Linked DNA regions of Homo sapiens: regions 1 and 3 are each linked to region 2. Evidence: chromatin loops called from intact Hi-C (ENCODE). Cell type or tissue: mammary epithelial cell. All regions are shown on one strand.

Region 1 (8,000 bases), 85 kb before region 2:
ACCACACTTCCATAGGTCAAAAAGGAAATCTCAAAGGAACTTAAAACATACACAAACTGAAAGAAGATGAAAATACGATTCAAAAATCAAAGATTTTGGTACATAGCTAGAGACAGTAGTGCTGAGGGAAATTTATAGTACTAAATGCTTACATTACAAAGAAGCCTAGATTATTGATTTGAGACTTTTCCTCTTTTCTAGTGTAAGTACTTAGTGCTATAAATGTCCTCTTTTAGCTTTTAAAAACCTAAAAAAAGGACAAAATAAGCCCAAAGCAAGCAGAAGAATAGTAAATAATAAAGAGGAGAAACCAATGAAATCAATCACTAGGATTATGAATAACAATAAAACTGATAAATCTTGACCAAGACTGACAAAAAGAGAGAACACACGAATTAATATTAAAAATGAAGGAGGTGATATCACCACAGATCCTACAGCCATTAAAAAGATGTATAGGAATACCAGGGACAACTTTATACTAATAAATCTGACAACTTCAAAGAAACAGACCAGTGTCTAGAAAACTACAAACTACCAAAACTCAACTGAGATGAAATAGACAACCTGAATAGTCCTACAACCATTAAATAAATTGAATTTATAATTTAAAAAAGAATACAAACTTCCCTGCCCAGATAGTTTCACTGGAGAATTCTAACAAAGAGTAAAAAGATAAATTTTTGAAAAGTTTTACACAATTTCTTCAGGAAAAAGCAGAAGAAGAAGAACACTTCCTAACTCATTTAATAAGGCCATTATTATCCTGAATCCAGAACCAGACAAGGATAATACAAAAACAGAAAATTACAGACCAGTATCTTTCATGAACAAAGATTTTAAAATCTTCAACAAAGTATTAACAAATTAAAGAAATGTACAAAAAGAATTACACATCATGATCAAGTGGGAGTTATTCCAGGAGTGTGAGGCTAGTTCAATATTTGATAATCAGTATCACCCACCATATCAACAGGCAAAAGAAAAACCATATGATCATATCAATGGACTCAGAAGCAGCATTTAACAAAATAGAACACTTTTCCTTGATTAAAACTCTCAGCAAACTACATAGAGAGGAAATCTTCCTTAATTTAATAAAGAGAACATACCAAAAACCCCTGCTTATCAGTAGGGTTAACACATTATACTTAACAGATTAAAATTATATTACACTTAACACATTATATGTATTATTATAGTTAACACATTATACTTAACAGTGAAACACTGAGTGTTTTCCCTTTAAGACTGGGAACAAGGCAGCTGGGTGCGGTGGCTCATGCCTGTAATCCCAGCACTTTGGGAGGCTGAGGTGAGCAGATCACGAGGTCAGGAGATCGAGATCATCTTGACTAATACAGTAAAACCCTGTCTCTACTAAAAAAAAAAAAATTTAGCCAGGCGTGGTGGTGGGCGCCTGTAGTCCCAGCTACTTGGGAGGCTGAGGCAGGAGAATGGTGTGAACCCAGGAGGCAGAGTGAGCCGAGATCATGCCACTGCACTCCAGCCTGGGCGACAGAGTAAGACTCCATCTCAAAAAAAAAAAAGAGATTGGAACAAGGCAAGGATGTCTATTTTCACAACCTTAGTCAGCATAGTACTCAAAGTCCTAACCACTGCTATAAGGCAAGAAAAAGAAATAAAGGCATACAGATTGGAAGGGAAGAAATAAAACTATTCCTTAGCAGACAGCATGACATGATTTTCTATGCAGAAAATCCCAAGGCATCTACAAAAAATACTCCTAGAACTAATATGCCAGTTCAGCAAGGCTGTAAGATATACAGTCGAAATATGAAAATCAGTAACATTCCCAGATGCTAACAATGAACACATGGAAATTGAAATTTTAAAACACAGTATCATTTACAAGCACACAAAAAAGTGAAATATTTTGATATAAACTTAGGAAAACGTTTAATGATTTATATGCTGAAAATTATTTAAGATGCTGACGAAAGAAGTAAAAGACCTAAATAAATGGAGAGACGCATCATGTTCATACATTAGAAAACTCAACATAGCATATATGTCAACCGTTTCCAAATTAATCTATAAAGTTAAAGCAATTCTTATGAAAATCTCAACAAGGCTTTTTGGAGACAAAGATAAATTTATTCTAAAAATCAGTGGAAAAGTGTAGGGCCTAGAATAGCTAAAAAAATCCTGAAAGGGAAAAGCAAAGTAGAAGTATCACTCAACCTGATATTAAGGCCTACCATAATCTAAACTATAGTAATTAAGACAGTTTGCTATTGACTAAGAGATAGACACAGATCAAGTGAATGGAACAGAGAATTATAATACAATTATATTAACAGAGATTTATATAGGCTTCATGACCTTGGGGGTAGGTAAAGATTTCTTAGAACACAAAAAGCATTACTATAAAATTGAAATGGATTAATTTAACTTTATCAAAACAGAAGACTTGTTTTCAAATGACATCTTTAGGAAAGCGAAAAGGCAAGCATCACTTTTGAATTTTTTTCTTAACTCAGGAAATTCTGTAAATTTTGAGTTATTAGATACTTTTGCATTACCTCTAATTTTAAAAAATTAAAGTTGGCTGGGTAACGGTTAATGGGTACAAAAAGTAATCAGAAAGAATGAATAAGACCTAGTATTTGATAGCACAACAGGGTGACTACAGTCAGTAATTGTGCATTTTAAAGTAACTAAAATTGTATAATTGCATTGTTAGTAATACAAAGAATAAATGCTTGAGGGAATGTGATTTTCATGATGTGATTATTATGCATTGCATGCCTGTATCAAACATCTCAAGTACCCCATAAATATATATATCTACTATGTACCCACAAAAATTAGAAATGAAAAAAATTTTAAAAATAATTTTTTTTAAAAAATGAAGTTGGTTAGAACCCTAGTTCCAATAATTTTTATGCTACACCAGGATGTATACATTTGAATAAATCACAATTGAAAAGAACCACAGACATAAAAAGTGCATTTTGGGGGATTCGCTGATGAAACTTAACACAAGGAGCAAAAGATAATTATGTTAAATGCAAATCATTCATACAAGGGATACATTTCATACCACAGCCATTTAGTTTTTAAAAATAAAGCTCCTCATATGGTTTAGCTGCGTCCCCACCCAAATATCATCTTGAATTGTAATTCCCATAATCCCCATGTGTCGTGGGAAGGACCCGGTGGGAGGTGATTAAATCATGGGGGGGTGGTTACCCCCATGCTCCTGTTTGCGTGATAGTGAGTGAGTTCTCATGAGATCTGATGGTTTTATAAGGGTCGTTTCCCTCTTTGCTCAGCAGTTCTCTCTCCTGCTGCCATGTGAAGGACATGTTTGCTTCCCCTCGAGCCATGATTGTTAAGTTTCCTGAGGCCTCCTCAGCCATGTGGAACTGTGAGTCAATTAAACCTCTTTCCTTTATGAATTACCCAGTCTTGGGTATTTCTGCACAGCAGCATAAGAACGGACTAAAACAGCTCCCAAGCAAAAGCATTCAATTCCATGAAGATACGGGATTTACACTCATTAAAGGATAATGTCCTTTGGATCATCATTAACTACTTATGAAGCTCACGGGGGTGGAGTAACCTGGAGGTTTCATATTTGTGCAACAAATAAATCCCAAGGCTGTGTACTTATTTGCTTTTGGGAGACTCATCTAATAACATATTGTATCTGCTTGTTGTATTAATAATCTGAGTTATTACAAGTACACCAACCAATCTGCTGCCTTAAGAATGGATTCATGTTGGTTAAGTCCTTTAAAATCCAGAACTGTGGCACCAGAGACATCAGAGGTCTGGGGAAACACTTTGAGCTAAGCAATAAGCTCTACAGTTAAGAAAAAGATGCTGATAAATTCTACAAAGAACATCAGACATGACATTTGTTGCTTTAGAATCTTTGAGCATATTTACAGGCAAGGCAGAAGAAAGAGCATTTCAGCTTGGTTTTAAAATACAGAAATACCACTATTCCTTAAAAGAACGAATCACAATGCTGTTGGCACATATTGGAGCCCACAAAAATCATAAGAAATGTGCGATTTTTTCTGCAAATATGTTTCCTGATTAAAAACACAAAGCATATATTTGACTCGTACAGGAAGTCAAGCCAAAAGAAAAAATAGTATTTATAAGACAAAGTTAAAATCCTGAGCTTGTGTACATATTAACTTACTCAAGAATCATCTAATAACATATTGTATCTGCTTGTTGCATTTATGTTAGTAGTGACTGTCTCTCATGGGAAGATTCTGTGTGCAGAAACAGAAACAGAAATGTCAAGCAGACTTCTTTCTTGATTGTGTCATTGCCCTAGACATTAGGAATGAGATATGTATGAGAAAAGAATTAGGTGGTGGGGTCAAAGCAGAATTTTCAGTACCTACTGCAGAGCACAGCCCATGACAGATGGTCAACAAATAATTTTTGAATGTTGTAAGGAGGAAGAAACAGCTAAGAACAATTTACTTAAATTTTTGAAGACTATTTCACTTGTGGGAAATTTCATAAGTCACCTTAAGAGGGTGCCAACGAATAGGCTTCTGCCAAAAGGAAAAACAAAATCCCCAAAATGAGTATGCAAATAATGTTGGTGTGACTGATATTACTTGGCTTCAAAGAAGCAATAGCCACAAAAAGCAAGGGTAAGGAAATATGAAACATTTCATAAGTGAGGAAACCAGATAAGAATTATATAAAAGAGCTTATTTTAAAAATAAACTACTAGTGAGTGGGAGAAGGGAGTATTAGTTGTTTTGAAAGACAAAAGGAAACTGTAAGACCAAGTCAGTTTTGCAGGCCCTCTAACAAACAGGTCTTTACCTCAAGGCACAACAATCACTCAGACATGTGGCACTCTCATAGAATCACTCCGGCCCAGAAGACCAAGAATTCCTGAAAGAACCAAGCTATGTAAATCTGAGCTTGAAAGTGGCCTGATTGAAGCCCATGGAGCCCTCACCTACCACAGCACCCGGCTGGCAGTAGATGTTCGAAGTGTGTTTGCTAACCAACTGGATAAATTAATAAACAAGAGGATGAGTCTTTTGAGTTACTTGGAAGTAACCTGAAAATTTTTTTTACAAGAAGCCATTGGCATACTAATGTTTTGTTTTTGTTTTTGAGAGAGTCTTGCTCTGTCACCCACCCTGGAGTGCAGTGGCGCGATCTCAGCTCACTGCAACCTCTGTCTCCCAGGTTCAAGCAATTCTGCCTCAGCCTCCCAGTAGCTGGGATTACAGGCACTTGGCATACTAATGTTTTAATAATTAAAAATATTTTTAATTTCTAAAGCAAATACCAGTTTGTTACAAAAATTTAACACTACTCAAAGGAAACCACTGTTACTTTGGTGTATGAGTCCTTCCCAAGACTTTTTCTATATATACACAATTGTTTCAATATGTGTGTATGTGCATGTATTTACTATATATGTGCACATAGATATACACATATATTCACACCTATAATTGCTTGACAAAGACTGGATCACACTATGCAATCTTTTATGTAACTTGCTTAATAACATTTGTAATTGAACAAAAAAATTTGCCATAACAATCTTTCCTTTTCTTTTTTAATATGTATACAGTTTTAGGCAAAGGGCTTTTTCAATGCCTCTAGAAATAATTTTTTTTCAAATATTGTTTTGTAGATTTGTAAAATTATATCCCAAGTATATGGAGTTGAAAATGAAAGTTCTCCTTCCACCTGACTACCTCATAACTCCACATTCCCCCCTTCCCAAGATACTCATAGTAAAGAGTTGGAGCTCCATCCTTCTGGACTTTTTAGTGCAAACACCCAAACCATACACACACACACGTGTGCATGTGTGTATATGTACATACGTACACATACACATATATTTCGAAAGTACCTTGTTCATAATGTTAGAGAATATTTAATTTTGTATTTATGAGTTTATGAGTTGAAAGTATATTTAAACTCATTATTTACAAGTTTATTTATTTCGAGATTTCTCTATGCTAATATGCTGGTCCACTTAGTAGCTAATTGAACAGCACAGTGGCTAAAACACAGATTTGGAGCCAGACTATTGGGGTTCAAATCCCAGCTCTGCTATGACACCTTGGCCCAGTTTGCAATCTTCCTGTACCTGTTTGCCCTGTAAAAGGGATATCACAGGTTGGACCATACGCATATGACTTGTATGATTCAACTTAATGATAGTACCTATCTTACAGTACTAAGAAAAGTAAAATAGCTCAACTTCCAAACTAGATCTCTTTATCCCCAGGACTACTGGTTCTTCCATTGCACGCCATGGCTTATTACACAAAAGCAGAGATAACACAGCAATAAAGCCTGAATGCACTCTGTACTACCCGTTATGGCTAAAGCTTAACCCAGCAATATGGGAAGAACCATTGGGTTACCGGCCTACCTACAGTTCCTGTCTCAAAATACCCTGGTGATTAAAGTAAGACCTTTTAGTTAATTTTATGTGTCAACTTGGTTAGGTTATGGAGCCCATTTGTTTGGTCAAATACTAGCCTAGCTGTTGCTGTAAAGGCATTTTTTAAAGATATGATTAATATTTAAATCAGTACACTCTGAGTTGAGCAGATTACCCTCCATAGTGTGGGTGGGCCTCATCCAATTAGTTGAAGGCCTTAAGAGCAACAAAGTAGAAGGTATTCTCCCTAAGACTGCAATAAAGAATCCCTGCCTAAGTTTCCAGCCTGGTGCCCCGCAGAATTCAGACTCAACACTGCAACTTCAACTCTAACCTCAACGTCCAGGCCGCCAGTCTGCCCCAGTTCTGAACGCGCCAGCCTTTGCAATTGTGTGAGCCAATTTCTTAAAATCAGTCATTCTCTCTCTTTCAATGTGAGAAATTTTGCTATCAGGAAGTGGGATGCTGCTGTGACAAATACCTAAAAATGTGGAAGTGGCTTTGACATGAAGTAATGAATAGAGGCTGGAAGAATTTTGAGGTGAGTGATAGAAAAGAGATTATTGGGAGAAATAAAGAAGAATCTAGTGAGGGCTCACAAAAGAAAGGCAGGAGCTATAAAGTTTCTAATGTCTTAGAAAATACATTGTCAGGAACAGAATGTTGCTAGAAATAAAAATGTTAAAGATGCTTCTGGTGAGGTCTCAGACTGCAAATGAGGAATGTATTATTGGAAACTGGAAGAAAGGTGATCCTTGTTATAAAGTAGCAAAGGACTTGAGTGAATTGTGTTCTGTTGGATGGAAAGCAGAATTTGTAAGTGATAACTTGGATATTTGGCTGAGGAGATTTCTAAGCAAAGTGTTGAAGGCACAGCTTGGTTTCTTCTTGCTGCTTATAGATGTGAGTAAAATACAAGAGGAGAGAGATGAATTGAGCACATTATTATTAAGCATAAGGAACCAGAACTTGAAGATTTGGAGAATTCTCAGCCTATTCATATTGTAAAACATGAAAGAGAACACCAACAGTGTGGCTGGACAATGGTTTGCAAACAGATTAGGTATGTGACTTCTGGATCATCAACTATTTCAGCAAAAATACTGCTAGCTTGTACTGAACAGGACAGAAATGGGATGAGATGAAGAAATGCTGTCAGACTTCTGGGATTTTAGGCAGGATGGCCAAAAGAACTACCTAGATGCAAACATATGTTATACTTAAAGAGAAGAAAAAGCCCAAGGGTAGGGCAACCTTCTCAATTCCAGGGGCAGGGCAACCTCTTTGGTTCATCCAGGACTAAGGGGGTGTGATTGCCACCCCACTGGGCCCAGAGAACAGAGTGTGGAGCCAAAGAGGATTATTCTTAAGCCTTAAAATCTAATGGAATTTCACCTTCTAGATTTTAGACTTGAGACCTGTGACCCCTTTTTTTCCTTCTAGCATTCTCACTTGTGGAATAGGAATGTCTATCCTATTCCTGTCCCAACATTACATGCTAGAAGCAGATAAATTGTTATCTGGTTTCATAGGTTCATAGCTGGAGAGTTTTGCCCCAGGATGAATTATGTCCTGA
Region 2 (8,000 bases):
ATTCATAAGACCCAGTCAAGTGCTACTCATGGTGGCAAGAAATAATAAAGCCTATATACATGGCTCAATCAAAAGTTCCTATCCAAAATGTATAACTATTAAGGTATATAATTTTACTCAAAACAAGCAAAACCAAACACAAATAGAAACAAACCTAGGAAAATAAAATCACAAGTATATGCCTCGAATTTCTTGTGTAACAGGTGAGATATAAATAAATTATGTGAAAGTAGTCACAAAACATATACCCTTCACTGGTTATTAAGAAGCAGTCAATGACATTAGAAGTACATCCTTAACCTCTAAGAATATATAATGGAAGGCAATGACTATATTCTACCACATCATGTTTTTATATTACAGGAAAACACAGAATAATACAACACCCAGAACAATGGTTTATCACAGAATTGTTTTTTGTGGGGGTTTGGGGACAGAGTCTCACTCCGCTGTCCAGGCTGGAGTGCAATACTGCAATCAGAGTTCACTGCAGCCCTTGATATCCTGGGCTCAAGAGATTCTCCCGCCCCAGCCTCCCAAGCAGCTAGGACTAAGGTGTGTGTCACCATGCACGGCTAATTTTTTTTTTTTATTGTTGGATTTTAGTAGAGACAAAGCCTCACTATGTTGCCCTGGCTGGTCTCGAACTCCTGGCTTCAAGCGATCCTGATCCTCTCGCCTCAGCTTCCCAAAGTGGTGGGATTACAGATGTGAACCACCATGCCTGGCAGAATTGTATTTTTTGTATATTCTTTAAATGTATGTAAAAAAAAGTTCATAAATACAGCATTATATTCATGAATTTTGGTTGTATATCTTATGTAAGTTTCATATAGGAAAATGTTAGGAAAATGTAAAGTATTATCTTTACTGATACATTTTCTAGGCAATCTTCAAAAGAGTATCTCATTTTCTGTGTATCTGAATGTACAAACTTGATGAAAGCTAGAATGATGAAACACCATTGGCCTGATGATATACAATAAAGGAAAGACCATATTCCTGTATTGTGTCAAAAATTTTTATATTAACTATAGTTAGAAAAAATAAGACATTCATTATATGAGAATAAAAAAATATTTTTTAAAACACAGTCACTGCTGACTGGTGCCATTTTTTTCTTTTTTTCTTTTTTTTTTGAGGCAGGGTCTCACTCTGTCACCCAGGCTGGAGTGCAGTGGTGCAATCTCGGCTCACTGCAACCTCCGCCTCCCAGGTTCAAGCAGTTCTCCTGTTTCAGCCTCCCAAGTAGCTGAAACTATAGGCACAATGCCACCACACCCGGCTAATTTTTGTATTTTTAGCAGAGATGGGGTTTCACCATGTTAGCCAGGCTGGTCTCGAACTCCTGACCTCAGGTGATCCACCCACCTCGGCCTCCCAAAGTGCTGGGATTACAGGTGTGATCCACTGCGCCCAGCCTGACTGGTGCCATTTTTTTTTTTTTTTTTTTTTTTTGAGACGGAGTCTTGCTCTGTCGCCCAGGCCGGACTGCGGACTGCAGTGGCGCAATCTCGGCTCACTGCAAGCTCCGCTTCCCGGGTTCACGCCATTCTCCTGCCTCAGCCTCCCGAGTAGCTGGGACTACAGGCGCCCGCCACCGCGCCCGGCTAATTTTTTGTATTTTTAGTAGAGACGGGGTTTCACCTTGTTAGCCAGGATGGTCTCGATCTCCTGACCTCATGATCCACCCGCCTCGGCCTCCCAAAGTGCTGGGATTACAGGCGTGAGCCACCGCGCCCGGCCTGGTGCCATTTTTATACACAGTATTGAATCTATATATTAAGGCCAGAACATAAAGTCTAAAAATTAATCCATTAGTATGTTTTAATTTAGACATTTCTGTACTTGAAAAAACAAAGAAATACCATAGATTTTTTCATTCATGGGTTTAACATGCATAATTTTTAACATTCTCTTGCAACCCTGAAGTTCTATGACAGGTAGTAATTTGTAATTTTATTTGAGTCACATATTTCACTTAGATACACTAAAAGGCTGGTTGGTGTTCTCGAGTTGGTTTTACTCAAAAGAGTAAAAATAATCTCAGACAAATTAACATCTGTATCTTTCTCTGCTCATTCTTGAATACACAGTAACTTTCATATAATACCTGAAGCATAAGTTTTTTATTTTTTAATTATCTATCTTTTTTTAATATAGGAAACCATATATGACAGTGGAATTTGCTAATACGTGGATTCACAAAGCAAGGTCTCTGGATGCTCCTCCCAAGAAATCAAAGGGTTTAATGGTGGCTCTCAATAAAATGCAAGATTTTAGTACTGCCTATCTATAAGGCACATTCATAATTTATTTACATGTTCATCAGGCAGAACTGAAAATCCTAAGGCTCAAATTTAAATTGTTCTACTAAATTTTAGTATGATTCCTTTTAAAATCAAAGTTAACATACTAGGTCAGGCATGGTGGCTCACACCTATAATCCCAACACTTTGGGAGGCTGAGGCAGGTGGATCACTTGACGTCAGGAGTTTGAGACTAGCCTAGCCAACATGGCAAAACCCTGTCTCTACAAAAAATACAAAAATTAGCCAGGCATGGCTTCACGTGCCTGTAGTCCAAGCTACTTGGAAGGCTGAGGCATGGGAATCACTTGAACCCGGGAGGCGGAGGCTGCAGTGAGCCGAGATCACGCCACTGCACTAGAGCCTGGGCAACAGAGTGAGACTCTGTTAAAAACAGAAAAAAAAAGTCAACCAGGCACGGTGGCTCATGCCTGTAATCCCAGAACTTTGGGAGGCCAAGGCAGGTGGATCACAAGGTCAGGAGATTGAAACCACCCTGGGCAACATGGTGAAACCCTATCTCTACCAAAAATACAAAAATTAGCTGGGTGTGGTGGCACGCGCCTGTAATCTCAGCTACTCAGGAGGCTGAGGCAGGAGAATCGCTTGAACCTGGGAGGCAGAGATTACAGTGAGCTGAGATTGTGCCACTGCACTCCAGCCTGACGACAGGGCAAGACTCTATCTCAAAAAAAAAAAAAAAAAAAAAAAAAAAAAGTTAATGTACATTAGTTACCTCACTAGAGAGTAAGAGAGAAAACATTGTATGCATTTGACTTTTGGATAGTAAAATGATTATATCACGCAAAGTTCACCTAAATTCTCTTATGTGAAATTCAGAACTGAAGTAACTCTTTGTACAAATATTTTGCCAGAGCAGTGATTCAAAGGGATATTGGATGCAATGCACAATTGTAGTAATTGTAGCTATATCTAAAATATAAATTCTACCTTCTTACATTTGCATCACAAAAAAGACTCTTAGTAATATTTCACCCATTCTTTAGTTTCATCTTCAAACAAATGGACAAATACTTATAAATACATCTACAGCTCATTGCCTAGACATAGAGTGAGAAATATGAATACAGATTTATAATAGACAAGAAACTATAGTGTGCTAGAGACTATGATTACCTGGAGGTAGGAATTGCAGTTGGTTATTAGCTAATCGAAGATGACGTAAAGCTCTCAGACGACCAATTTCTGGGCAAACAATTTCTAAGGCATTGTCACTAAGATCCAGACATTGGAGTTTTACAAGAGACCCAATGGCTTCAAAGAGAAAAGGAGAAGGCAAAATGAATTTGACTCAAGTATTACATCAAATCTTTAAAGCAAGTATTCCAAGTTAAAATATTTTACTACTTAATTTCCTTGTCTCAGTTGCTCACAAAATAGTAAAAACACAGATCAAACTAAGTTCATGAAAGTGATAAATACTTCCAGCTCAAGATAAAATATAACTTAAAATACAGCACAAATAAAAACATTAAGACTAAAATAAATCAAGAAATGATACACAGGGCTTTTTTTATCTGACCAGAATTCTTAACTAGATTTATTAAATTTACAACTTATTATCTACCTAATAGCAATTTATCCAACAATAGTTTACCTAACCATTATAACCATTTTAGATTTATTTAATTATAGTTCTTAACTGGACTTATTAGAAGAAAAAAGTTTTGAAGCTAAAAAATTAAAGGTGTCTTAAAAATAAAATTTGATCTATTTATAAAGCAAAGCTTAAATTATATTATCTTCTAACTAAAATTTTTAAGTTAAACATACCTTCCGGAACCACAACTATGTTATTTGAGTGCAGGTATCTAGGAAGGAAAAAGAAAAAAAACAGCCATTATCATTAAGTACTTTTGCCAGATAATCAGTTTATAAAATGCTCACTTAGAAATTTATCAAATATAAATAGGCCACAACTTTTGCACCCTACTCTAATGCATCAACATACAATAATGGTTATCACAGCTAACTAATAATACTTTGAGAAAAATATTTTGTACCAGAATTGCAAATATTAAATCTATTTACTGATTTAGTTGTTATTTTAAAATAAAAGCATACATAATGGATAAACTATAAGGTCTTTTTAACTTCATAACACAAATTACTAGTTTTTCCAGTTCATTTTATTCAGGCTTTAAAAAATATACTTACTGTGTGAAGAAAAATCAACACCTATTGTGTAAAGGAAGATGAACTTTTCGTTTCTAAAAAATAACTTCACAAAATAAAGATATTTCTAGCTAGCATGCATACGGAGAACCAACAACAGATTAAATATCATTTACAGTGTCTGTAGAAATACTCAACTGTCGAGGTACAGAATTTATTTCATGGCAAAAGAAATTTTGTAACAAGAAATCAAATGCTTCTCTTAAAAAATCTTTTTCACAGAGGCTGAGAAGTCTAGACAAGCCTAAGTAACAATTTTCCCACTACAGTGTCTTTAGCACACTCTGGTGGAGACTTCCTGCAATCAGTAACCAACTATTCAGAGCAAAACAAGTGAATGCTGGAGATCACACAACAATAATTTAAGAAAATAAATTTATATCATTGATTTAGAGACAAGAGAACAAGATTTTAGTAAAAACCTATGGTTTTATTTATTGTACTTTAAAAATAAATCTTTATGGCCGGGCGCGGTGGCTCACGCCTGTAATCCCAGCACTTTGGGAGGCAAGGAGGGCGGATTGCCTGACCTCAGGAGTTCGCGACCAGCCTGAGCAACAAGGTGAAACCCCATCTCTACTAAAATACAAAAAAATTAGCCAGGCGTGGTGGCGTGCATCTGTAGTCCCAGCTACTTGGGAGACTGAGGCAGGAGAACTGCTTGAACCTGGGAGGCGGAGGTTGCAGTGAGCCGCGATTGTGCCACTGCACTCCAGCCTGGGCAACAGAGTGAGACTCCGTCTCAAAAACAAAAACAAACAAACAAACAAAAAATTTATAAAGTACTTTTAAATAGAATTCAGAAGTTTTCTTCTGCATTCTTAAAGTCTAATATTGAATATTAAAATGTCAATAAACACAAAATAAGACAGAAAATTGATAATTTTATGAAGATTATTTTATGTTGAATTAAATCAATTTTGTAGAAGGTTAACTAACCTGCTGGGTATAACACAATTTAAATAAGCCCACCATTTACTCTATGATACATTTCATTCCTTGCTTTCTGTATATGAAATCAATACTCTTTAAACATTAATTTTAGGAAGGAATACCTAAATCAAAATAGAGAACTGATTAAAAAAATTTTTTTCAACAAAATACTTGCCTCAATTCAAGTTCCACCTATAAAAAAGACGTTAAAATGTCCAAATCAAAATATGAACTAAAGTACCCACTATTATGATTAGAATTTTTCAAACAGACTTTAAAATATTATCTACATATAATCAAGATGCTGTATGAAATAGTACACAGTGGCTGCCCATGGATGCTGCTGAGGAAGCATCGTTAAAGTCTCTCCTCCCCCTGCCGTCAAGTCTAAGTCAGTCTCCTAAAGAGCCCGAACAGCTGAGGAAGCTCTTCATTGGAGGCCTGAGCTTTGAAACAACCGATGAGAGCCTGAGGAGTCACTCTGAGCAATGGGGAACGCTCACGGACTGTGTGGTCATGGGAGATCCCAACACCAAGCACGCCAGGGGCTTTGGGTTTGTCACTATACCACTGCGGAGGAGGTGGATGCAGCCATGAATGCAAAGCCACACAAGGTGGACAGAAGAGTTGTGGGACTAAAGACAGCTGTCTCAAGAGAAGATTCTCAAAGACCAGGTGCCTACTTAACTGTGAAAAAGATATTTGTTGATGACATTAAAGAAGACACTGAAGAACATTACCTAAGATTATTTTGAACAGTATGGAAAAATTGAAGTGATTGAAATCATGACTGACTGAGGCAGTGACAAGAAAAGGGGCTTTGATTTTGTAACCTTTGATGACCATGACTTCGTGGATAAGACTGTCACTCAGAAATACCATAATGTGAATGGCCACAACTGTGAAGTCAGGAAAGCCCCATCAAAGCCAAGAGATGGCTAGTGCTTCATCCAGCCAAAGAGGCTGAAGTGATTCTGGAAATTTTGATGGTGGTCGTGGAGGTGGTTTTGATGGGAATGACAACTTTGGTCGTGGAGGAAACTTCAGCAGTCATGATGGGTTTGGTGGCAGCCATGGTGATGGTAGATATGGTGGCAGTGGGGATGGCTACAATGGATTTGGTAATGATGGAAGCAATTCTGGAAGTGGTGGAAGCTACAATGATTTTGACAATTGCAATAGTCAGTCTTCAAATTTTGAACCCATGAAGGGAGGACAATGGTGGCAGAAGCTCTGGCTCCTATGGGGGTGGAGTCCAATACTTGGCCAAACCATGAAACCAAAGTGGCTATGCCAGTTCCAGTAGCAGCAGCAGCTATGGCAGTGTCAGAAGATTTTAATTACTGCCAGGAAACAAAGCTTAGCAGGAAAGGAGAGCAAGAGAAGTGACAGGGAAGCTACAGGTTACAACAGTTTTGTGAACTCAGCCAAGCACAGTGGTGGCAGGGCCTACCTGCTACAAAGAAGACATGGTTTAGACAAATACTCATGTATATGGGCAAAAAACTCGAGGACTGTATTTGTGAATAACTGTATTATTTTAGTTTCTGTTCTGTGGAAAGTGTAAAGCAGTCCAACAAAGGGTTTTAATGTAGATTTTTTTTTTTGCACTCATGCTGTTGATTGCTAAATATAGTAGTGTGATCATGACGCTGAATAAATGTATCTTTAAAAAAAGATAACAGAGTGTTGCCAATCCTGACTGCACATTAGAATCACCAGGGGTCTTATTGGTACCCAAAACCATCCTGCAGCAAGTGAAACACCATCTCAACTCAAATAATCCTGATGTACAACCGATTAAGAACCATTACTGGTAAAGTGGATCAGAGAGCGGGCTCTGAAGCCACACTACCTGCACCTTAATAGCCATGTGACTATGGAGAAATCACTGAACTGCTCTCTCTCCTAATCTGTGATGTTGCAGGGACTAAATGAATTAATAAATGTAAAGCTCTTAGAACAGTGCTTGGCTCCTGGTAAGAGTTAAATGAATGCTCTTATTATTGTTATTATAGTTATTATGAGTCATTTGTAATCACAGGCTTAGGACTTTCAAATTTAAGTCACTTCCTTTTACTTAATTTTGGTAATTTCAGAGTAGTTGAAATGTTGATGTTTCAATGTTCTTATTAAAATAAAATGTTCCTCTTCTCAAATAATGCAGGAACTCTCATTCATTGTTGGTGGGGAATGTCACTTTGGGGTATACTCATTTTGGAAAATGGCTTGGCAGTTTTTTTTAAATGTTAAATATGATGTTTACTTAATAGGAATATTCCAGAGTCAGTTTCTTAGTTTTGACAAATGTACCATGGAATTCCTTTTTTTTTTTTTTTTTTTTGAGAAGGAGTCTCCCTCTGTCGTCCAGGCTAGAGTGCCGTGGCTCGATCTCTGCTCACTGCAACCTCTGCCTCCTGGGTACAAGTGATTCTCCTGCCTCAGCCTCCTGAGTAGCTGGGATTACAGGTGCGCACCACCACACCCGGCTAATTTTTTTTTGTATTTTCAGTAGAGATGGGGTTTCAGCATGTTGGTCCAGCTGGTCTCAAACTCCTGACC
Region 3 (8,000 bases), 470 kb before region 2:
GAGGAGCTCATGAGCAACCCAACCTTTGCCTCATCTTAGAAGTCTTGATGGTGAGAAATAAAATTGCAGCCACTAAATGTGGGTCTTGGGAACAGCAGAGGATGTCATCAAACACACCCGAACACCTGGCTAGAATGAACAGGGACCAGGACAGAGACAATATTACCCTCTCCCCTAACAAAGCAAAACTAAACTCTGTTTTGCAAGTCCAGTGCACCAGGATTATAAACGTCAGGAAATAGAATTTTAATGCCACTGTACACCTGCAAGAAATTGGCCTTTTCCTTAAAAAAAATCTAAGACACATTAGTGTTTTAAAAATGGATTTATATTGCTTACTTTGATTATGAACTGATATAGCACAGAACTATCAGGAGCCTGGCTCCTTTTAAAATATAGACAGTTACACTGTGTTCTTTCCTTCCTATAATCACTTTATGATCAAATGCAGAATATTTCAGTCTGCAATTTCCAATTTAATTCTTGTCCTCATTTGAGCTATTAAACTGGACTCCATTTCAGCAGTAACTGAGCTGACACTCAATCCTCTATTACTAATGACTGTATACAGCCATCTGCTTGAATGATTTTCACCATATGTGCTTAAAGAAAGACAATGTTTTTACATGCTTGCTGTAGGTAATACTTGAAAATCATAAAAGAAGAGCAAAATCAGAGTCAGCTGTAAAATTGCAAGGAAAAATGAAAATCCTAAAAATATGTTTGAAATCCCAAGAGTTAATATCAGTGCATTTTCTATAATTTCTAAGTCAATTCAAGTACAATTTGAAGATATTAGTTCCCAAACTGAAAAGAAAAAATTCATCACAGGTCATGATCTGTGATTAACATTTTAAAAAATTTAGATTAACATTTAAAAAATTATTCTGATCAAGTCAATTATGATTTGAGATAATTTTTTATTTTCAGTTTACTAAAAGGGTTTTTAAATAATTTCCCTGGCCATGCAGAATTTAGTTTGCTTCCTCCAAAACATTTTAGTAACATATAAGTAAAGATTATTTAATTTAAACCTTTTAGCAGATATTGTTCTGTAACTCAAATACAAATAAATTTTCTTATTTCTGGTTAAAGATTTATTTCACTTAGTTTATATAATTAACCTTCAATTAATTAATGTTATTAATATTGTGATATGTTTACATGTAAAAAATGGTGAGATTAAGTCCAAAAAAGTGGATATGGAGGAAAACCCACATACAACCAACACAGCAGACCTACCAGACATTCAAAAGAAAGTATGTCTGAATTGAAATTTAACTACAATTATGCCTGTTAATATTATTTTTATAATTGATATCTATGTGATGGCACCTTTACCTGCATTGCTAGAGTGGATCCTCACGACAGCCACATGAAGTGCTGAGTTCAAATATCATCTTAATTTTACCAATATGGAAACCGACGCTCTGCGCAATAAGCAAATTGCCCAAAGCCACGTAGCTGGTGAGTGACTGCTCCATGTTTCTCTCCTCCTTCTTTTGATTCTAAGTTCCAGGCCCTTCTCACCAAGACTTACTGCCATCTCTGTTGACTCTCATGTCTAACATAGTTTCGGAGACATCCCCAGCGCTAAATGTTCCCTTGGGGAAATATGCAATCGGTTGTTGCACACATGATTTGAGAGGGGGCTAGTTTTGTCCATTCCTGAAAACTTGGGAGGGGCATACAAACAGCCGAGGCGAGGACTCTGAGAATGATTAGACTAATATCTCACAGTTCATAAACTGCTGCCACATACATGGTTCCGGTTCTATTCTCACGGTAATCCTGAAGTATAGAGAGACAGCGACTTCGTGCATTTCATAAGAGAGCAAATTGAGGCTTACCACTTGGGGTTAAATGACTTGAACAGGATGACACAAGCAGTAAGTGAAAGGAGGAGGCAGGCCATGCACCCTGGTGTTATTAAAGTGCCTTTCTGGTATCAGTGCGCTTTGTGATCCTTTTAATTGTATATTTAATTCCAGTAACCAGATGAATCCAAATTTAAAATATAAATATGAAACTGCATTCCAAATCCAAATAAGGCAAATTCATTTTGGAACATCCATTATTTCAAGGCATCTTTATCAGAATTACTTTTATTATTACAAAAATGTGAGCTTGCCAGCACTTTGGGAGGCCAAGGTGAGTGGATTGCTTGAGACCAGGAGTTCAAGACCAGCCTGGGCAACATGACGAGGTCCCATCTCTACAAAAACTAGAAAAATTAAATGAGTTTGGTGGTGCCTGTGGTCCCAGCTACTCAGGAGGCTGAGGTGGAAGGATCACCTGAGCCCAGGAGGTCAAGGCTGCAGTGAGCCATGATCCCAACTCTGCGCTCCAGCCTGGACAACAGAGTGAACCCCTGTCTGGAAAAGAAAAAAAAAGAAAAAAGAAAAAAAAGTAAGCTCTTAATAAGCCATGTGAAATCTTCTCAGGCTATAAATCTACTTCATCTAGGTTAAATAAGATTATTGATAAACTTTTATTTTTTTGATTGAGATATTTGAAAATAAGCATGTGCATATTTGAAAATACATTTGTTTTTGTATAATATTGATTTTTCTTCAGAATTAAATATCTGGGCCAAGTTGATTAAATAATAGAGCTGTCATCTCTTCATTTTCATAGCAAAAATACTATGCTAAAAAGAGACAATTTTCCCAAAGGACCTTCTTTGTCAGGAAGTTTTCTGAGTGTTCAAGCATTGTTGTCCGTTTTTTAATGGTATCACCTTTGTTGGGACATTTTGGCCTTTCTCCATCAGCTGAATACCATCATTCTTTCTCGCGTTCTTTGTTCCATTTTCGGCAAGGAAGATGGACACTGCTGTGGTGACCCTGGCCTCTTGACAAGGAAGGCCCACTGATGTCACAGAAGCATTTCTGTTAGATATGGTTGGGCTCATTAGGCAAAAAGAGGGGTTTCTTTTTGAAAATAAAATGACATTAGGGTTTCTTTATACCCTGATCAATGCTAAGAATGAAGCTCTAATAATCCTTTAGGAATAAAAGACAATGAAAAAAGAATTCTTTTTTACATTAACCTTTTTTCCCAAGGTGTTCTTCCTCAATGTATTACCTCACCATATGACACAAAAAGTCTAGCTTCATGATTTATTATTCTGTATAGAACTGAAAGCAAGAAATATCTGTTAGCAAAATACCAACAAAAACTCAACCATTCTACTATGGGGATTGCAGTTCTCTGTTCCCGTAGCTCTTCCCAAAACGAACAAAAAACAAAATGGTACTTCCCTATTATAACTATCACAGAAAGATTAGATTTTTAGATATCGACTTCTTTGAGACGATAAAGTACAAATAATCTCTCAAGTTACTTTTCATTTTTCAAAATAAAAAATAAAAAATTAATTGGCTTTGATGTGATGAATTTAACTTTACCAATAACTGCTCCCTGGACCAATGCTTAAGTTTTGAGATTTTTTATAAGTGTACAGAGGTTGAATTTTATCAAAACTATCATGACATTAATCCAGGTAGACCACTATCTCTCCCTCAAACCTTCACTAGCAGGTGGTTTTAAAGATTGTTGCTATTGGTCTGATGGGAATTTATGGTAAATAAAATGTATGTGTCAGTTTCCTCAGGTGTGCATAATAACGGTATTTAACTCAAAAGCTTATAGTGAGCATTTGATAGGTTCATGCCTATAAACCATTTTTAAAGGTAACTGGCACTAAACTGTTAGCTATTAGCAGTCCAGTTATGACAGAATTAAAATTTAAACAGTAGTGCTGAACATTTACTGCCTCATTGTACTACTCCAGGGACAAGAAGGCAGATGACTTTCAATTATACAATCTTTTTCCAATATGATTTCCTAGATTCTGTTATATTTATCAATTTCTTGCCTCTCAGCTTTAAATTCATTCTTCAATATTTGCTCTGTGCTAATGAATGGGATTCCTTTAAGCATTTCTCCGGAACAGTGACTACATTGTTAAAATTTATCGGTAGAGGGCGATAGAGTGACATTGCAGGAGGAAGAGGGCTTCTGCTGGTTCCGGAGGCTGCACCCTTGGTCAGCAGAGCATGTGTGAAGACAACTGGTGATAGTTCCTACCATGTGGCTAAAATGTGTGCGCCCTCGGCAACCTTGCCATCCCAGTCCAGCCTAGCAACCCCCTTCCTAGAGCCCTCCCAATGTGGACATGCATATTCCAGTTGTCATCAGCAGCACACCAATGCCTTCTGTACACCTGCCCAGTTGCAGTCCAACTGCCCCCTGAAGAGGGACTTCTTGCTGGCCTAGTGAATGTGCATCACATCTGGTCTGGGCAAACCAACGACCTTCTGTGTCATCCAGTGAACAGCAATCGCACCTTCTCCAACCTCCAAGGCCTGAACCCAAGCCCTGGGGAGGTATCCAAGTTTGTCTTTCCTAAATCACTCTTCCTCAGGCCTAAGATACCTTTTAGCTTTCCATTGTACCTTGTAGTTATGTTCTTCTCATTGCTTAATAATTTTTTTTTTTCGAGACAGAGTTTTGCTTTTGTTGCCCAGGCTGGAGTGCAATGGCATGCTTTCGGCTCAGTGCAACCTCCACCTCCCAGGTTCAAGTGATTCTCCTGCCTCAGCCTCCCAAGCAGCTGGGATTACAGACATGTGCCACCATGCCCGGCTAATTTTGTATTTTTAGTAGAGATGGGGTTTCACCATGTTGGCCGGGATGATTTCGAACCCCTGACCTCAGGTGATCCACCTGCTTCCGACTCCCAAAGTGCTGGGACTACAGGCATGAGCCACTGCGCCCGGCCAATAATTCTTCATAATAAAGCTTCTCTTGTTTAAAATACTACATGTCTATAGCACCATCTCCTTGGTACTGGCCTCCTGATAGTGAATGAGTTCTCATGAGATGTGGTCAGTAAAAATTTGGCACCTCCCCCTACCCCGACTCTTGGTCCTGTCCCTGCCATGCAAGACGCCTGCTCCCTCTTTGCCTTCCGCCATGTTTGGAAGCTTCCCAAGCCTCCCCCAAAGCAGAAGCCACTACGCTTCCTGTACAGCCTGCAGGACCATGAGCCAATTAAACCTCTTTTTATAAATTACCCAGTCTCAGGTATTTCGTTACAGCAATGCGAGAATGGGCTAATACAGCAGGCTATATCTGCATGGATGCTAACTATAGCAATGTTTACATTGGAAAAAATAGGAAACAAAGTGAATGCTGCTGATGGGGAAATGGTTGGATGAATTATGTTTCATTCATACCCTGAATAATAGCATCTCTGGTTCAATTCCACTAGAAACAGACTCTAAGATTGAGACTAGTGAGGTTATTGGGAACTGCTTTGGGCATCACTCCTCTGAGACAGGCGTTACCAACCCATGGAGAACTGGAGCTGAGCAGGCTTTCAGAGTGGTCCTGAGTGGAGCTCAAGAGCCAGGCATTGGGATGTATACATTAGCCAGTCATTGGCTGTGGATGCCCCCAGGATGAGTCTTAACCTTGAGTGAAGTGGCCCCTGCAGCAGGCAGTGATTCCCAAAGAGAGACTCAGCTATGAGCCACAGTGACCAGCAATCCTAGAGCTGGGGGGATCTGTGTAGGGCACTGCAGCTTCCACTACTGTCCACCCATCACGTTAATAGGGTCCACGTGATTCCTGTGGCCAGTTTGCCTGATCTGAGAACAGCTCCTTTAAGATTCTGGTTGGTCTCCGGTCCTGGAGAAACTCACAGGGGAAGTCCAGTGGGACAAACTCCAATCCCCACAGCTGCCACTGGTCACGAGGCCCCAGTGGATGCATATGGTTTTCCTCCTCTATAGCCCATTCTGGTTTCCCCCTTGGCCTCAATAACTCCTCCACTAGGCAGATGGCAAAGGGGTCTGAGCCCCTGGTCATCATGCCCTGCCCAGGCCTGCCTCTGCTAGGGAAGTGGCAAATGACACCTCTGTGGATAACCTGGGGACCAAAGGCATTGTTCCCTGCCCCACGGTTTACCAGCAGCGTCCACCTCCTCTCTGTGAGGGTCAATTAATTGGCTTCACACTCCCCCAGCTGAGGTATGTTGAGTCTGGACCCTAGTTACTAGTCAGGTGGTCCAAGGAGAAGGAGGCAGATCCCCAGGAGTGAGGGAGGTGCATACAGAATCACAAGGCAGAAGCATCTGCAATTGTCTTCAAGCAAGGGGTCAGTGCTAGCCCACTGCAGGCCCAGAGGCTCAGGAGGTTCTGAGGTTTTAGGGTTTCCAGGTGTATCAACCCAGTTCTCCCCACCCCATGACTCAGGGTGGAAGCTTACTAAGGTTGACCAAGAGCATTCAACCTTCTCGGCAGCTCTGCTTCTCCTGTAACTAAGTCTAGGGCCTGATTCTCCATTTTTTCTTCCCATCAGCTGCGTGAAATGAGATTCTCTGCCTGCGCTGTCAAGGAGGCCCTCGGGCTTCCACACTGAGCCTTCTATAGCTGAGTAATCACCCTCACCTTTTGTCTTTTTTAATGCATCATTTGCCCTCTGAAATAGCCATTTGATTCTACGATCCTTATAATTACGAGTTTATCTGCAGCTCCCCAGATCCTGAAATACTGCACCAGCTGCTGAATTTCTTTCCACCAATACCCCACCTGCTATGGACAGAATGTCTGTGTCCTCTCTAAGTGCATATGTTGAAGCCTAACGCCCAGTGGGATGGTGTTAGGCGGTGGGGCCTTTGGGAGGTGATTAGGTCACGAGGGTGGAGCCTCATGCTGGGATTAGCGTCCTTATCAGAAAAGACACAAAAGAGATGGTTTCTCTCCATAAGGTGAGGACACAGCAGGAAGGCAGCCATCTGCAAGCCTTCACTAGGAAGCTTGCTTTCACTAGACACCAGATCATCCAGCACCTTGATCTTGGACTCTCAGGCTTTGGAACTGTCAGAAATAAAGATCTGTTGTTTAAGCCACAGGTCTCTAGTGTTTTGTTATGACAGCCAGAGCCAAGACCCATGAGAGTTGCCCATTGCATCCCAGGGGCACCACAGAGGTGACAGGTGTTCCACCTCCTGCCAGGAAGTGGCTTTGCATTGCTGGGCAGCAGCGCATCCAGCTCCAAACTCTTACTTTGGACTCAGCTTCCTGAGACACCCCCTGGCACCCACTGCCCTAGGGCAGGTTCCTGGTGACAGGCTTCAGATAGAGACTTCTGGCAAGACATTTACAGGGGAATGCTCTTGGGATAAGGGAGGCAGGTTTAGACATTTGCATCAAAGGCTCAGCCCCAGGCAGAGTTGGAGCTGGAATGGCCTTCAAGTGTCCCTAACTGAGGCAAAAGGAGCCCCTTTGTGTCTATGTAGCCCTGTACTGAGCAGGCATTGAATCCAGGCTGTCCTCAGGCGGGACAGTCACCACAGGCAAGGCAGCTTCCTGGGCCGAGGGAAATCCCAAGGGAAGGACTGGGGTGTGTCGAGCCCCTCTTGGCACTGGGGGAACAAGTTCCTTCTCTAAGGGGGTGATCTGTGTGGCACACCCCAGCATCCACTACAATTAGGTGGCTGTAACATGAATGAGACAGAGGAATTGACATGCAGAGCTGTTGGGTGAGAAAAGCAAGACAGAAAAACCCAAAAGGTCCTGGTGTGCCTGTGTCTGTCACATACATATGTACACACGCAACCTCCCACTGCTGGCCATCTGACCCCACGACAGCACCTCCCTGGCCCTGCCATTCTGCAGGCCAGGCACTTGCTCACAGCCTCAGCCCCTTCTTCCTCTGCCGGGACTTCCTTCCACAAGAAATCTATGTGCCTCACTCCACTAATTCCCACCATCTTTGTTCAAATGTCACTCATTGGTAACGCCTGTAATCCTAACACTTTATTCAAATGCCACTTATCACTCACGCCTGTAATCCTGACACTTTGGGAGGCCAAGGCAGGAGGATGGCTTGAGCCCAAGAGTTCAAGACCAGCCTGGGCAATATAGTAAGATGCCATCTCTCCCCAGACTTCTAGAATACAGCAGTCTTCCTCCCTCCACCAGCTTTAT

Evidence for each region. A loop is a pair of places that touch in the nucleus more often than their neighbours do. Peaks named below come from ENCODE experiments on the same cell type or tissue, not always from the same donor. Only the 100,000 strongest peaks of a DNase experiment are listed, where the experiment ranks them.
Region 1: a loop joins it to region 2, with 7 times the contacts of the local background. A loop is called at or near these places in 25 of 110 quality-filtered maps.
Region 3: it touches region 2 in a loop (11-fold over the local background); 77 of 110 quality-filtered maps call a loop at or near these places.

Annotation. Positions count from the first base shown.
Region 1 is chr15:99,368,231-99,376,230 of GRCh38, reverse strand. All of the region lies in intron 9 of LRRC28 (leucine rich repeat containing 28), which reads right to left. Among named protein-coding and RNA genes, the nearest start is that of LINC02244, 30 kb to the left of the region's middle. RefSeq lists an enhancer at 4,426-4,485. In mammary epithelial cell, a CTCF peak has its summit at 4,539; no DNase peak of the experiment used is centred here.
Region 2 is chr15:99,283,398-99,291,397 of GRCh38, reverse strand. It overlaps LRRC28 (leucine rich repeat containing 28), which reads right to left. Exons shown (of 10, transcript NM_144598.5): 4 at 4,104-4,141; 5 at 3,447-3,584. It also overlaps the pseudogene HNRNPA1P62. Among named protein-coding and RNA genes, the nearest start is that of LRRC28, 36 kb to the right of the region's middle. In mammary epithelial cell, a CTCF peak has its summit at 4,788; no DNase peak of the experiment used is centred here; H3K27ac peaks cover 286 bases.
Region 3 is chr15:99,751,994-99,759,993 of GRCh38, reverse strand. No RefSeq gene overlaps it. Among named protein-coding and RNA genes, the nearest start is that of LYSMD4, 23 kb to the right of the region's middle. In mammary epithelial cell, a CTCF peak has its summit at 3,986 (motif pointing right); no DNase peak of the experiment used is centred here.